Linked DNA regions of Homo sapiens: region 2 is linked to region 1. The links are chromatin loops, found by intact Hi-C in ENCODE. Cell type or tissue: chondrocyte. All regions are shown on one strand. Links, peaks and the distances in the headings refer to the core of each region. The heading gives the core; the rest is flanking DNA. Region 1 holds the start of HMGB3 (high mobility group box 3). Region 2 has its middle 87 kb from the start of MIR4330.

The links. Peaks named below come from ENCODE experiments on the same cell type or tissue, not always from the same donor. Only the 100,000 strongest peaks of a DNase experiment are listed, where the experiment ranks them.
Region 2: a loop joins it to region 1, with 2.6 times the contacts of the local background. A loop is called at or near these places in 10 of 110 quality-filtered maps.

What each region holds. Positions count from the first base shown.
Region 1 is chrX:150,979,132-150,987,427 of GRCh38, forward strand. HMGB3 (high mobility group box 3) reads left to right here and starts at 4,204. Exons shown (of 5, transcript NM_005342.4): 1 at 4,204-4,245; 2 at 6,464-6,618; 3 at 6,920-7,059; 4 at 7,997-8,171. The coding sequence starts at 6,469. RefSeq lists an enhancer at 3,218-3,913 and a silencer at 4,035-4,234. In chondrocyte, for the core only: a CTCF peak has its summit at 4,601; DNase peaks (open chromatin) are centred at 3,940 and 5,530.
Region 2 is chrX:151,077,399-151,085,729 of GRCh38, forward strand. No RefSeq gene overlaps it. Among named protein-coding and RNA genes, the nearest start is that of MIR4330, 87 kb to the right of the region's middle. In chondrocyte, for the core only: CTCF peaks have their summits at 5,145 (motif pointing left) and 5,349; a DNase peak (open chromatin) is centred at 5,123.

The DNA of each region.
Region 1 (8,296 bases), core at 297-8,296:
CGTGAGCCACCACATTTGGCCTACAGGCATGATTCTTTTTTTTTTTCTTTTTCTTTTTTTTGAGACGGAGTCTCACACTGTCACCCAGGCTGGAGTGCAGTGGCGCCATCTCTGCTCACTGCAACCTCAGCCTCTCAGGTTCAAGCGATTCTCCCCCCTGAGCCTCCTGAGTAGCTGGGATTACAGGCAGGTGCCACCACACCAGGCTAATTTTTGTATTTTTAGTAGAGATGGGATTTCACCTTGTTGGCCAGGCTGGTCTTGAACTCCTGACCTCAGGTGATCTGCCCACCATGGCCTCCCAAAGTGCTGGGATTACAGGCGTGAGCCACCGCACCCGGCCAGGCATGATTCTTAAAAGGAGGCTGGGTTGGCCCAAGGTACTCAAATGAAGACTTTGGGAACTGTGGGAGGGTGGGTGGAGTGTGTAGGCAGTGGGCCAGGGGACCAGGGTTTCATTTTTGTTGAACGATGAGGATTCCCCTTAGTCTTTTAGGGGCCTTGAACTGACAGGAACTGAAAACCTCTTTAAATAGCATTTGCCACACTTCATCCCATTTCTTATTTAATGTTTTCGTAACTTCTCTAGGCAGCCAAGCAGCTTAAGGGATTCTGGTTTGAGGTTCTCCTGTGTGGATGGGCTTTGCCTGTTTCCAGGTAGGGCCCGGGCAGAGGCCTAGAGTATCCTTCATTCCCTCAAGCCCTTGCACGCTGACCTGGGTGCTGCTGCTGGAGGTATCCTCAAGCTAACGGGCATTGAGCTTTGCTGCAGAGAAGGCAGCCTGCCTTGGGCTCCCTGAGTCTAGGGTGTGCCCAGGCATCCCTGGCTTTCTGTCACCTTTTCTTTCTTTTTTTCACCTTCCAAACTAGTCTTTAGGCCTCTCCTGGTTGGCCTTTGACTGGTGACAAGCAGACCGTCTTCACTCAGTCTCCCTCACCACCAAGACTGGCAGTGGTCTGGGTGGATGAGGCGGGTGGAATCACCTTTGATAGAGGACACTGAGGCTCGGAGCCCTCAGGTGACATGTGAAAAGGCATACCAGGAAATCAGTGACAGAGCCCAAAGCCTCTATCTTGTCCCTTCCTTCCAGCCTTACTCCCCACTCCATCTCATCTCCCTTCTGTTACTGATTAGTAGACATGCAATACATATACATGAAAGTTTCTGCTAAGGCAGGAGCCCACTGGGCCACAGGCCTTGCTCAGGCATGTCGCCGCACACGGGCAGGTGTTAAGGAGAAAATCTGGCTGTGAGGAGCCTCCATTGGTAGGTGGGTGGCTGGGGGGATGGGGAGGAGCAGGGAGCCATCTTTGGATCTCTGTCACTCAGTGATGTCATAGTCATGTTCTGTGAGTTCATGTTCTGACGATGACCAGTTTGTAGTTCAGCTTCAGGCCAAGTGCTTCAGCTCCATATAAGAGGTAGCTTTCTTGAGAGCAGAGATCGAAATATTTCCTATGCAAAGGATGGAAATACTTCCTGCGCGTAAGCGCAATCCTTTCATCATTCGAAGTATGTGGGGAGAAATAGATGGTCAATGGGCAGGGTTGGGGCAGTGGGGCAGGGAAGCATGGATCTTGAGGGTGGCAACTGGGGGCCAGTTTGGGTTGGGAGATGCTCTTATTTCTCTGGTTTGCCCTTGAAGCTGCTGCCTCTGGGAATGCCCTGGGTGTGCCCATACGTGAGTACGTGTATACATGTGCTGCTTGTGAGTTGGCATGGGCTTGTGTGACCCTTGTCATCCATCCAAGGGCCCACCACCCTGGTTCCCCCACCAAGGTGCCTGCCAACTGTGCCGTGTCACTTGCCACTGTGGGCAGTTGCTGGGCAGTAGCTGGACCCCAACTTGAATCTCTGGTCTAGAAAGGCCTGGCAACCTTGAGAGGCTAGGGTGCTCTGGCAGAGGCGAGGTATTGGTCAGATCACTTGTGGAAACCCTGCTCCCCTCTAGGCCTTGTGGAGACAGGGGAAGAGGGAGTGGCTTGGGCAGGTCAGGCCCTGGGAAACTGCTTGTAGAAGGAGCAGGGAGGGGCTGTCTGTCTGGAGAAAAGGCCTGGCCTGCCATGAACTATCTGAAGGGTGAGGGATTACCCTGTGTGGAGATGTTGACCTTAAGGCTCAGAGGTGGCTGGAGATGGAAGGAACTGCCATGAAGGAAGATGGTAAGCTCCCTATGAGTGGAGGTATGCAAGCAGAAGGCAGGCAACCACTAAGCTGGTTCTAACAGGACAGAGGGATGGATGAGGTGGCCTTAAGATCTCTGAACTCCTGAGTCTGTAGTGGGGACCTGGGTTAGTGACACAATACCTGCCTGCTCTTGTCAAAAGCAGCACTATCTCTGCCTTTTTTTTTTTTTTTTCGGAGTCTTGCTCTGTTGCCCAGGCTGGAGTGCAGTAGCATGATCTTGGCTCACTGCAACCTCCACCTCCCAGGTTAAAGCGATTCTCCTGCCTCAGCCTCCTACAGGCATGCATCACCACACCTGGCTAATTTTTTTGTATTTTTAGTAGAGACGGGGCTTCATCAGATTGGCCAGGCTGGTCTTGAACTCCTGATCTCGTGATCCGCCTGCCTCAGCCTCCCAAAGTACTGGAATTACAGGCATGAGCCACCGCGCTTGGCCTCTATCTTTGCCTTTTGATCTGGATTGGAACCTTGATGATGGGAGCCAACAGCACCAGCTTCAGGGGCTCAGGCTTGGCTGGGAGGCTCAGAGGAGTTGGTAAGAGGGGGCGTAGGGGTGAAGAAGCAGGTGCCCTGTGAAGCCAGATCCTTTGCACACCTCAAACTCAGCCACGGTTTCTGGAAGCAGCATTTGGAAAATTCATGTTCTGGTGGGGCTTATTTCTGAATATAGGACTCATAAATAGCTGGATCTCTTGGCCTTTCAAAGAAAAGAAAAACCAAACTCATGACATCTCTTCCTTTGCATTATTTTCTCCAACTGTCAATCTTTAAACTGCTCTTTTTCTCACCCTTTCATTCTTTCCAGGCAAGGGCCCTCAGATACTTTCTTTCCAAATAGGGCTGATACTTGCATTTGAAGTGGAGTATTTCTTCCTTGCGTGGGACTGTCCTATGCAATGTAGGATATTTAGTATCCCCGGCCGTTCCTTCCTCTTATTGAATTCCAGCAACACCTGCCAGTCATCCAGGCACCGGCCCCACGAATTTCAGAACATCCCTTACAGAAGTGACACTGCGGCTCCTATACTTTGAAAAACATTGCCTGAATCCCCAAAGAAGTGACTAGCTCAAGGCCATACCACCAGCCAATGGCAAAGTGGAGATCAAGTCAAATCCCATTCATTCATTCATTCACTCATTCATTCCCGAAGCTTTAATTCTTTGCTCTAGGGTGTGTCAGGAGAGCAGAGGGAATGAGGGCCTTGAACCGAGACAGTGAAGAGGGTAAGAAGAAAAGTGTTATTCTTTGCCCACAAAACTACAATTTCTCACAAATTCTCTGCTCTTGCCAAATTTTGTTTTCCTCTTTTAGCCCGTCGGTTCCGCAATTTCGGGCGCAAATAAAGACCTTCTGGCATTTAGTGGAAAGAGCCTAGTTGAGCACGATCCGCAGAAGCGGAATCAGGTGGCTTTCGGATAGGCAGCGAGATCCGAGGACTAAATCCCGAGGTCTTGGCGAGCAAGCAGCTGCCCTCCGCCAGGCATCGAGGAGCGAGCTGCCGCCGCGTTTCTGTCGCGGCGCCGCGGCCGAACCGGGTAGAGGTGGTCTACCATCGGCCCTTCGTGGTGGGCCCAGGGGTGTTTCCCCGGGCAGGGGAGCTGACTGCAGGCCAGGGGCGCCAAGGCCGCGGTGCGGTGGGAGCAGAGGGCAGCGCAGCGGGGCTGGACTTCATCTTCCCACGCCAGAGGCCGAGGCCTCCGGGAATCGCAGGGCCACCTCTTCAAAGCCCTTGGCGATCCCAGTTCTGTTCCCCGAGGGGGCTGGCGAGGTGGGCGGGGCGGGCAGGCGAGACTAGGTCTTTCCCTGTTTGGCCTCCGTAGCCGGCGCCGGCGGGTCGTTCTGTTTGAATGAATGATCCCAGCAGCCGCGCCCAATGGGCGTCCACGCCTGCTTAATATGCATGAGGCCCGCAGCCAATGGCCAGGCGAGGAGGCTGTTTTAAACGGCAGAGCCCGCTGGCCAATCAGGCGGCTCTCGTGGAGGCAGCTAGCGCGAGGCTGGGGAGCGCTGAGCCGCGCGTCGTGCCCTGCGCTGCCCAGACTAGCGAACAATACAGGTACGTCTCGCACCGCCCGCTCCCGCCGCCGCCGCCGCCGCCGCCGCCGCCGCCGCCGCCGCCGCCGCCGCCGCCGCAGCGCCCGCACAACTTTCCGGCCCGCGCCGCCGTGAGCGCGCCCTGCCGCCGCCTCCCCCTGCCTCTACTCCCCATTCCCTTCCCGCCCCCTCCGCCTTCCCTCCTGCTAGGCGGCCGGGAAGGAAGAAGCAATTCAGGTGTTTCAACTTTTCCAACGCGTTCCCCGAGCTCCCCGCTTTCGGGGGTCGGCCCCCTCGGCGGACGCCCGCCCGTGGCGGCCCCAGGGGCCGCAGCCGGGAACCCAGGGCCCCCGAGGCCAGATGTTTGGGCAGCTGCGGCTGCGGCGGCTGGGCGAGCAGAGGGGCGGCTGCGGGCTGTGGGCGCTGGGCGGCGGCAGCGGGAAGGGGGCCGGGAGTTCCCCGGCCCGCGACGGACTCCGCTGGGGAACGGGCGGCCGGTGCCCGCCGGGGGCTGCGCGGCTGGTGCCCGCCGGGGGCCGCCGCACGGGCAAACTTCGCTCCCGGGCTTGGCCCGGCGCCGCGCGGGCCCGCAGGCTACGCCGCTGGCTCTGCGTTAACATGGCCGTCGCGGAGCGCCCGGTGGCCCGGGGGGGCGCGGGCCGGCCGCCCCCCTCTCGCCTCCCGCCCGCCCGGCGCCGCCGCCGCCGCTAACATGGCTGGCGCGGCGCTGGCCTCCGGCGAGGGCAGGGGAGGCGGGCGGAGCGGTCGGCGGGGCGCCCGGCGGGCTCCGGCCTCGGCCCCGGCGCCCGCGGCCCGGGGCGGGCGGCTCGGAGGGCCGGGGGCGCCGCTGCGGGCCCTGGAGCGGCCGAGCGTCATGGCTGCACGGGCGCCTTTGTTATCCCGAGGAGTGCGCCCCGCGCCGGGGGGCGGGGAGGTCCGGCCCGGGCCCCCGAGCCCCCGGGCGGCCCGGGCGGGGCGGGGCGGGGCGGGGTGGGGGCCGACGGGCGGGCGGCGGCGGCGGGGCCCGGGCCGCTTTGTTCGCCGCTGTCGCCGCCGCCCGCGCCGGCCGCGCGCGGATCAGCCATTTTAGCGAGTGGGACTCCGAGGCGCGGCGGACGCCGCCACCAGTGCCGCGGCTGCCGCCGGCCCGGCCGCACACCCCCCGCGCACCGCCACCGCCGCCGCCCCCGGCCCCGCGCGTCCCCCGGGGATGACAGCGGCGGATTTCAGGGGCACTTTCTTTCATCAGGAGGCTTTTGACAAAATGGAAGGTGAATTACGGGTGTCCCGGTGACCCGGCACGGGGGCCGAGGCGGGCTGCCTGCTGCCGGCCGGGACTCCCCCGCTCCCGGTCCCGCCCCGCCCGGGCCGCCGCTGCGGGTCTCTGTTGGGCAGCCTCCTGGGCGGCTGCTGCCAAGGGGAGCTCTTTAGTTTTACATGATGACCTTGGGTGTGGGAAAAGGAAAAGATGGCGGGAAGCTGGGGGGTGGGACAGGGACGATGACATGCCGCAGCTGCATTTTTATTTGGAAACTTTGGAGAAAGTGTTCTCGGCTGGACCTGCATTCTGGGTTACAGATGAGCACGACTAGCCCTTTTTATACACCCTCCCCCTTTAGATAGTGACGAAGTGATGAATTGAACTAATAGTACGGGGGTACCTGCTCACTTTCCAGATCTCCCGTGTTGTAAAGCCGTTTTTTTAGTAAGCCAAAACACATCAACAATAGTGACAATTTCAGATGTCCCCTACGTATAGTTCTCCTGCTTTGGTCTTGTGTTCAGCAGTGGTAAGAGTTGTTGTTTTTAATTGTGTTAACAGTTAGCAGATGACCAGATAGTCTTAAGTCATAGATTTCAAGCTTCTATCACCCCCACCAAATGTGTCCTCTCTCTACCCTTCCCACTTTGTGATTGTAGTTTCCAAAACATAGCAGTTCTGTAAACGTAACACTGAGTACCCTACTTGGGTCGGCTCCATTTGGAGCACTTGATCGCTTTTGAGAAGTAACTCGCAAACCAGCGCGCTTCGTGCTGGTCAAAAGTTAAATGACAAGCGACAATGAAGCTGATTTCTTTCCTACTCTGCCTTCTGCCACTGGTGTCCGGCATTGGGGGAAGGGGACTTCCTAACAGCAAGTGTAGTTTTAGTTTTGCTCTGCCTTTGGTACGTCTTGTACTTCTTGTCAATTCCTCCTTGCTTTTCCTCATTGTATTTCTTTGTTTCTCTTTTATCACAGTCAGGATGGCTAAAGGTGACCCCAAGAAACCAAAGGGCAAGATGTCCGCTTATGCCTTCTTTGTGCAGACATGCAGAGAAGAACATAAGAAGAAAAACCCAGAGGTCCCTGTCAATTTTGCGGAATTTTCCAAGAAGTGCTCTGAGAGGTGGAAGGTATTTTTCTTTGGTACCCTTCAAACTAGTCTTAGTTGGGTTTCTTACTTTGGGGTTACTTACCTTCAGATTTTCTCCCAGATAGCTGCTTGCTTCCTCTTTTACTTTTACTTAGAATCATTTTTGCTTGTCTTAAGAATTTTGTGTGTGTGCTTTTATTTTTTTAAGGCCCTGCACAGGTTTCAGGCCTTTACCTACCCCCTTTTGCAAGTGGTTCTAGCAACTGCTAGTTTAATCACAAGAAACTGAATAGGTATGTGTTCACTGCATCGAGGGATTTAACGAGTCCTGTTCTTTGCAGACGATGTCCGGGAAAGAGAAATCTAAATTTGATGAAATGGCAAAGGCAGATAAAGTGCGCTATGATCGGGAAATGAAGGATTATGGACCAGCTAAGGGAGGCAAGAAGAAGAAGGATCCTAATGCTCCCAAAAGGCCACCGTAAGTGACTATAGGATTCAAGATAACAATTAATACCTTTTCTTCTGCTTGGAGGATTTGGTTTTTTGGTCGTCCTGTATTTCATTTCAAAATGAAATATTTTTTAAAAGATACTTAAAAGATGGCAATACCTCTGCAAACCATTCTGTACTTGGGCTTTACGATGCAGTGCCAGCGTTGTCTGTGGTTAAGGCTGAAGTGTTTGTGGGCTGTGCTTGCACATTCACAGTGGTTGTCTGTTGGCCTTTCCATTGTGAAGGAGGCACTCTAGTTTTGGTTGTCAGGGTCCTTGAAGTATGTTCTTTATGCCTTTCCTAGTAATTGAAAGACTGGGACAGCACCATATATATATGCGCGTATATATACGCATATGTATTATATATGCATACACACACACAGAGCACCATATATATATGCGCGTATATATACGCATATATTTTATATATGCATACACACACACACGCATACATATTTGAGATGGAGTTTCGCTCTTGACCAGGCTGGAGTGCAAGGTGTGATCTTGGCTCACTGCAACCTCCACCTCCTGGGTTCAAGTGATTCTCCTGCCTCAGCCTCCTGAGTAGCTGGGATTACAGACATGCACCACCATGCCCGGCTAATTTTTTTTATATTTTTAGTAGAGACGGGGTTTCTCCATGTTGGTCAGGCTGGTCTGAAACTCCCAACCTCAGGTGATCCGCCTGCCTCGGCCTCCCAAAGTGCTGGAATTACAGGCGTGAGCCGCGCACCACATATTTTTCTAACCTTATATATTTTAGAACCTACAACTTTGTAGCATTGTATATGGTATCATAGATTACTTCACTTTAGGGAGAAGTCATAGTGGTAGGAGGGAGATGCTTCTCAGGAATGTGGGATTTCAACTTTAACTCAAATTTTTTGTGGTTTCTCATGTAATGTATGTAATTCTTCCAAGGTCTGGATTCTTCCTGTTCTGTTCAGAATTCCGCCCCAAGATCAAATCCACAAACCCCGGCATCTCTATTGGAGACGTGGCAAAAAAGCTGGGTGAGATGTGGAATAATTTAAATGACAGTGAAAAGCAGCCTTACATCACTAAGGCGGCAAAGCTGAAGGAGAAGTATGAGAAGGTAAGGTGGGGCTGGAAGCCTGGACTGGTGAACAGGCAGTGGTTCTGCTATCAGTAGGTTGCAGGGCATGTGGCAGCTTTGCTGGGCTGAGTACTTAGCATAGCGCTCAAGGGCCCATCCCCCTG
Region 2 (8,331 bases), core at 305-8,304, 98 kb after region 1:
CTGGATAATCAGATTACATGTGATTTTTTGTTTCCTTCTGAACAATTTGCTCTATTTTCAGAAGATTTATCATGATAATACATTATCGCTATAATTAGAGAACACCATAAAATTATTTTTGTTTTGGAAATAAGGTGGGTGCCTTCTTCTCACATGCCTGACATTTGAGGTGGGATCGATCACTGTATTTCATTCAACAAATAGGTTCTGTACCAGGGATGGAAATATATCAGTGAATGACAGACCCCAAGACCCTGCTCTCAAAATGTCTTTTATATTTACCCACATTTTACTGTTCGTGATGCTTACCATTCCTTTGTGCAGATCTAAGTTTCCATCTGGTGTAATTTTCCTTCTGCTTGAATGGCTACCTGTAACATTTCTTATAGTGAAGTTCTGTCGGTGACAGATTGTCTCAGCTTTTTCTTTCATCTGAAAATGCCCTTATTTTATCTTCATTTTTTGAAGGATTTTGTCCTAGATAAAGAATTCTAGGTTGACTATTTTTTCTTTTCTTTTCTTCTTCTTTTTTTTTTTTTTGAGATGGAGTCTCACTGTCACCCAGGCTGGAGTGCAGTGGTGTGATCTCGGCTCACTGCAACCTCTACCTCCCGGGTTCAAGTGATTCTCCTGCCTCAGCCTCCTGAGTGGCTGAGACTACAGGCGTGTGCCACCACACCAGGCTAATTTTTGTATTTTTAGTAGAGACGGGGTTTCTCCATGTTGGCCAGGCTGCTCTCGAACTCCTGACCTCATGTGATCCACCCACCTCGGCCTCCCAAAGTGCTGGGATTATAGGTGTGAGCCACCGTGCCTGGCCTAGGTTGACTTGGTTGACTATTTTTTAATTTCAGCAAGCTAAAGACATGTTTCCATTTTCTTCTGATTTGCATTGTTTCTGATGGGAAATCAGTAGAAATTTTCTTTGTTCCTTTTCATGTAATGTGTCATTTTTTTCTCCTGTTTTTCAGATTTATCCTTTATTACTGATTTTCAGCCTTTTGATTATGTGCCTTGGTGTGATTCAATTTTTAAAATTCTGCTTAGCACTTGTTGAGATCCATGCCTGTCTAGGTGCAGTCAGGGCTCTTTGTGTTGACGTATTTGGGTTAAAATTATTTAAAAAAATTGTAAGATACCTAGGAGAATGTTTCCCATTTTACTTCTGAGTAAACAGAGGCCTAGAAAAGCAGCAATCTAACCAGGGTCCCATAGGATAGTAGTAGGAGAGCCAAGTCTCAAACACGTCCTTGCCTGTGAAATGAGTGTCATAGCCTCAGCCAACATTTCCTATTTAGGGGTCTGTGACAGTGTTTTATGGGTTTGATAAACTTGAAGATGGTGATAACTCCTGGTTTAATTTCAATTAAAATTAACAACATTAAAAATTATTTAAATATTTCCCCCTTTAAAACCAGACCAGTTTGAAAGTATCTCAATAAGTGTTGAGTGAAAATGCGGGTTTTACTGTAGATGTGGTTAATATCAGTTTATAATTCAGCTAAATACTTCTATTCCCCATGGTCATTTTGACTCATTATACAGTTTAAATTGATTTTATTCTTCTGTAAAGAAAATATTGACTATTTATATTCGTAAAGGGCTACTACTTCAAGACATAGACATAAGGACCACATGATATTCAAATACAAGCAAATGAGGAGGATAAAATGATAATGATTTTGCAATTTCACCTCATGATGATTTTTAGCAGATATATAAGTTACATTCATCTCACAAAAATTCCTATAAAACACACTAAGAAATTTCTATTACTTCAAAAACAATGTTAAGAAGAGAAAATATAGTGGCAGGGACCAAAATGATTTGGTCTTTCATTTATTTGGAATAGACATGAGCAAGCTGTTTTTGGAGAAAAGTGTTTATAACTACAGCAGCCTTAAATGTTGTCTCTTAGCTAATCATGTAGACACAAGATCTGTAGATTTCAAATAATAACTACATGATTTTTAAAGTTTAAATACAAGAATCCAAAACATTAGGCCACAAAAGTAATTTTTGTCCTGCAGTATTTGATCCTGTAATAAGTGTGTTTTTGTTTATTTTTAATTACAAAAATATTTCTTTGGTAGAGTCAGGGTTTTGCTATGTTGACCAGGCTGGTCTTGAACTCCTAGCCTCAAGTGATCCTCCTACCTCGGCCTTCCAAAGTCCAGGGATTATTGGCATGAGGGATTTTTGGTGTGAGTGTTTATGAGTGATGTGTGTGTGTGTGTGTGTATGAGTGTGTTGGTGTATATGTGTAAGTGTGTGTAAACGTATATATGTGTGACTGTGTGCATGTGTATTTAAGCCTGTGTACGTGTCTGTGTTTCTGTGAGTTTGCCTGTGTATGTGTGAAACAGCCCAAGCTCTGGGGAAGAAAATCTAGATTCATATGACAGTGGAACAAGAAAATTCAAAACCACACAAACTTATTAAATTTGATGAAATAGATTCCTGATATCCTGAATGGAGCTGACAAGAGCCATGTCATCTCTTTCTGTGCTCATTTGGTGGTAGTCATGTAGCAGTAAGGATGCATGCACATGTGCACGTGTGTGTGTGTGTGTGTGTGTGTGTGTGTGTGTGTATGTGTGGATGTGTTGAAGGGGGGCCAGTGGGAAGCACTCAACAAAGTGGATCAACCTGTCAGCCCAGGTTCAGCCAACTGGGTGCCCCCTGGGATGAGGGCAGCTGTGGGTGCCAGCAGGTGAATCCATGCTGCCAGCGCAGAGTGGAAATCTCCCCAGCTCTTTGGTTGGTTCTCCCTTCTTGTCTCCCTCCCTCATTCTATCCATCCCCCATCGCCCACCTAGGACACACACACCAAAGTGGGCTCAAGCCTCTGTCTTTAATAAGCTCAGAAGACAGTAAATCATGGTAATGAGAAAAACAAGGAGCACATCTGCTCCCAATGAAGCATTGCATATGGGTTGATCAATTGCTCTAGAAATTGTCCTTTGGACATTATTCACGATGAAGCTGTCCTGTTAGAGTACAGTTTCCCATACATAATTGGATGATGTGTCAGACTGGTTGTGGGTCCTTCTAGTGGGACCATCATGATGTTTTCAGTTTAGGCCATTTTAAGGAATTTGGAGTCGCGTTACCAAAGTGCTTTTAATTTTTTTTTAACCTTAGAGTCCATTTTCACTGAAAAACAATTTTAGCAATGGTGGTGAATTTCCAGGAGCACCTTCTGGCTAAAAGACATGCTTTTGACCCCTGAATTGTTTTTAGAGTCTCCGATCAACATTAACCTCTCTACCACCATGAATTCACATTTGTTTGTGGCAAGGACTGGAGACAATTTCTGATTAAAAGCATTCACAGGCCCGTCTGTGAGCCCCTTGAGAGTACGCTCCTCTAAACCAGCTCTGACTCTCCCAGAGCCACAAGGGTAGGGAGTTATAAGTATATATAACCTTTTAGGGCTTCCAAGGACTGCTGATGCAATCAGCACATGGTCATTCATTCACTCATTTGACGCTGGTTTAGACACTTGAGATACACCAGTGATGCAAAGAAATATCTCTGCCCTCTGAGGTTTATGGGACAGCAGATAGAGAGAGACATATAATATTAATAGCATCATAAATAAGGAAATAGTATGTACATATGTTAGCAGGTGCTATGAAAAAAAGAAGAGCAGGATGCGGGGGATGTTACGAGCATTAAATGGAGTGGTCAGGGAAGGCCTCAGTGAGAAAATGTCATTTGAGCAGCCTTGAAGGATGAAGCTGACATCAAAGGGAGGTGCATTCCAGCAGAGGAGATAGGCAGAGCAAAGCCCCGAAGCGGGCATGCGCCTGCAGGTTTGCGGAACAGCAAAGAGGCCTGTGTGGCTGATTGGGAGAGAGCAAAGGGAGGAGAGTAGGGTGAGTGGATAGAAAGGTGATAGCATCAGATGACATACAGGGCCTCGCAGGCCATGGCAAGGACTTAGGCTTTGACTCTGTTGGAGATGGGAGCCCGTGCAAGCTTTTGAGCAGAGGAGGGGTGGGTCCTCACGTGTGTTTGAATGGAATCACTCTGGCTGCTATACTGGGAATAGATTGTAAAGCTGCAAGGGTGGAAGCTAGCTAATGTAGTAATTCAGGTGAGAAATGATGATGACTTGTCCCATTCGCTGGGTTGAGCTGCTGAATTGAGAAACCTGCCTCTAAGATAATGGCAGGAATTTAGCAGGGTAGGTTTTAAAGCTGTAAGTGGACAATGTTTTTTTGCTACTGAGGGTTCAATTTGGCTTCCAACTCCCCTGGAGCTGGCCGTGTATATTAAGCGTGAGCGCGGGGTCTAGTCCTTCAGGTTCTTATAAAGGCAGACCCTAAGGAGAGGCTGCTGCTCCCAGAGTGAGGCTAAACATGAAAAATCCTTCACAGCTGTGGGGGAATCTGGGTCCAAGGACGTGGGGGTCTGTTTGGGGAGCAGGGGTCGGATTCCTGGCCTGGAAGACAGGTGGGAAGGAAGGCTTACTGCTCTTTGACTGCCTAGCTGCCTTCAGAAGCTGCCTGTTATTAATGGCAGTCTCTGGAAGACTTCAGGACACACAGAAGGAGAATGGAGAAGGCTCTCTCATCTTTCTTTCCTGGCGTGCTCTGAACAGAAATGTGAGAAGATTGCAGCCTCTTACCCCCGCCCCCATGGAGGAGCTCAGGAAAGGGGGTCTGTAGGTACACCTGGGCAGGAGGCTTTCTGGAGGGGGAGGAAGCAGCGTACCTCGGAAGCTTGGGGGTGAGAGTGGCAGCAAACTCCAGGGAAAGGGCTAGTTGGAGGGCCTTTGCAAGCCTTAAGTCCATCGTGCAGTTCCAGGGACATCCAGAATTGTGTATAGGGTCAGTATTCAGGAGACCGGGCTTCTGGTCCTGGCTGCACCGCCGTGGCCTTGAGCAAGGCCCTGTCCCCCTCTGGGTGCCATCCCTCAGTAAGGAGAGGCCAGGTGACTTCTGGGGCCTTCCAGCCAGGACACGAGGGACTGCGGCTTAGCCAGAAGCCAGTTTCTCCCGCTGCGCTGAGCCAGCTCCGCAGAGGACGCCGACGCAGGAAAGCACGCAGAGTCCGGACTTTAATAATGCACGCGGCGGCTCGCTCAGAATACAAATGCGGCGGGCGGCAGCGCAGGGGCGCCCGCCACCCTGTGGTCAGCCTAAGCACTGCAGGCTGCGCTGCGGTCTTGGAATTTATTTCACGTGGGGCGGGGCGCGTGGGGAGTGAAGGTTGGAGGGCGTCAGGAGAGGGAGGTGGGTATAGGGAGGCGGTGAAGAGCGAGGCTCCAAGAGAGCGCAGCAGCTCCCGCAGCTCCCCTCTCCTGGCTGCAATCGGTTTCTCGTCCACAGCCCCTTTCTGACCATCTCTTGGGGATCTTTCTACACATAGAGTCACAGTTTGACTTTCCCTTTCCCAGTCTCAGCTATGTGGACTGTTCAATGGGAGCAATAGCACTCACTTCACAGGGTGATTGGGCGGTCATTATTGCCCTTGAGCCTGAGCAAGCCCCGTGTTTCAGGGGCCCCATGCTTTCCAGTGCCTTCTAAGCAGGAAGCTCCCCACCAGCTCCTGGAACCTCTGGACCGACCAGAAGGTAACCCCAAGCCCAGACTACGGACCTGCATGAAACCTGGTACTGGTTTCCCTTCTCTGGGCTCCCTTCAGTCCTCTATTTTCCACCTGACCCCCTGCAGTCAGATATCCTGAGAAGCTCCAGGACTCCCACCTATGGGAATCATCCCAGGGCGCCATGCTTGGCCTCTGCTGAGGGTGTTTTTGGGAAAAAAGATTGCTCCCACTGGCCAGCAAGGTATTTCTTTCATAGGAGCGAGACAGATTAGGTCATCAGGCTGGTACCGACACACGGATTTTGGTAACTCAAATAGTCTATATAGACAGGGGCCCAGTACACCTTAGGGGTGCCCTGTGGCAAACAAATATGTGAGGTGCTGCTGCCTGTGCTGTTTATTGATAAGGAATGTCGGAGCATTAATCCCCTCATTCCACAAATCTGGAGCACCTTTTCTGTGCCAGGCACATTGCTGGGTTCTGGGCCCTGCCTCTAGACTCAAAGAACCTCTGTCTTCTGAGACCTTTTGACCGCTCTGGCCTATGGCTCCTCTTCAATTTCTGAAAGCTGTCTTCTGCAGGCTTCCAGGACACCACCCTCTCTTGGCTTTCCCATGACCTCTCTCTCCACTGTAGGATTGTCTGTCCCTCAGGTGGGTCTCTGTTCTGGACTCCTTCCCTTGTTTCTTCCCACACTGCCTTACCACCAAGCTTGTCCACACCCAGGACTTGAATTGCCACTGTGTGCAGCCTGAACTGATACCCCTACCTCTAGCTGTGCCCTTTCTCATGAGCTCTAGAACCATATACTCCACTGCTATGGGGGCATTGCCACATGGATGTCCCATAACCAACACCCACTCACTGTGTTCAAATTTGACCTCATGATCTCCCCCTCCCCCACAGGTTTCATGGCCACTCAGATCTAGTGCAAACTCCTTTCCATGACCTACAAAGGCACTAGTGCCCCAGACCCTGCTTGCTACCTCATTCTCCAACTTCCCATTGACATCAGTCTTTTGGTCCTCACAGAGCCACACACTCTTTGTCCATGCTATGCCCTCTGCCCCTCTTATGGGTTTATCAGCCCCTCCTGCCTCATTGTCCACCCAATTCATACCAGCCCCCACCATGTACCACTTTAACCCCTGTCTTCTAACACCTTCAGTGCACCCCTACCCTGGCGGTCCTGCTGCTGCATGGGCCTTGAGGACTCTAGCCATCCACTGTCTTCTGGAGTAGAACTCCTTTTCTACTAAGCTTGTTTTAGTGTTTCTCAACAAAATGCTACTGGCATTTTGGGTGGGAGAATTCCCCATTGTAAGGTCTTTGGAGGACTTATAACATGTCTGGCCCTTACCCTCTATATGCCAGCAGCACATTCCGCAACACCAGTAACTGTGACATTCATGAAACCTACATGCCCCTTTCCGAATACTGCCTGGGGAAATCTCCTTCTCTGGGCTCCCAGTAGATTGTACCTCTACTGATTGAGAATCACTCTAGTCTTTCCTGTTTGAAGACCTTTCTTTTGGGGAAGTGTGGATGCAAAATAAGAGCTGAGTAGCTTTGCTTTTTGTCTGTCACTTATTAACTTTGTGCCGTCTGCTTCAAGCTGGGGGTCAGGTAATGATAGAGGATGCCAGCCATTTAGAAATGGGAAAACAATTGGGAAAACAGAGGGTGCAAGTGACACAGGGGTTTATGCCAGGGAAAGGGCATAAATCAGTGGTTCCAGGGCAGCAGAGCAGCTCATGGTGGGAGTATGAAGGTACCAGGTCCAGCTCCCAAGTAAAGGGGATTCTGCTCTTGCCTCCTGGAGGAGCCCACCTGAGGCTATCTCCCTTGGTCCTGGATCTGCCTCAGGGACCACAGGGCCCAGCCATACCATTTGGCATCCTAGAGCTCTTGGCTCAGAGGGGGAAGAGGGAGCTGAGAAAAACATCTTTGCCTTATATTTGCTAGACCAGAGGTTCTCAACTCTCATGAGTATGGGTCTGAATTTCAGTTCAGAAATATTAATGTGCAAGAAATATATATGTTTCTTCTAAAACAAACTAATTACTGATGCCATATCTTATTCTTCCAGGATGTCAGAAAGCTTAACCTCAGGACTCCTCCAGGGTTGTGCCACAAATCAGAGACCTTGGACCTATGACCCCATCAACCCAGATGCCTCAAGTAGTCACTCACCCCATTCCCCTACCAAATTTTCTCAGCCACCTTGGAGTGCTCCAGAATCACCTGAGATGTGTGTTCAGTCTCTTGTTCTGCCCTCAGGTCAGACTCAGTCAGTGTCATTTGACCCTTACTATACCAACAAACAGCATTGACTGCACTTTATATGTACTAGCCATATTGCTGAGCATGCTGCATACACCTTCTCAGGTGGAGGCTGCCAAGAGTTGGGCTAACTGTTCTGGCTCTACGGTTAGACTACCTGTATTTGAATTGGATCACTGCCACTGACTGGTTGGGTGACCTTGGGTGAACCACTTATTCCACACTTCGGTGTCCAAATTGATAGAATGTCCCAACTTCATAGAGTTGTCATGAGGATCACAGATTCAAATACCTGCGAAGGGCTTGACATAGAGTAAGTACCACAAAGTATTTTGTACTATTATTAGTTATCCCCATGATACCATGAGCTAGGTATTTATTACAATGTTCATTTTATAGATGAGGGAATTTTGGCCTACAGAAATCAAGTAACTTGCCCAGGATCGTAGACAGAAGTGACAGAACAAAACCTCAAACCAAGGTGGTCAC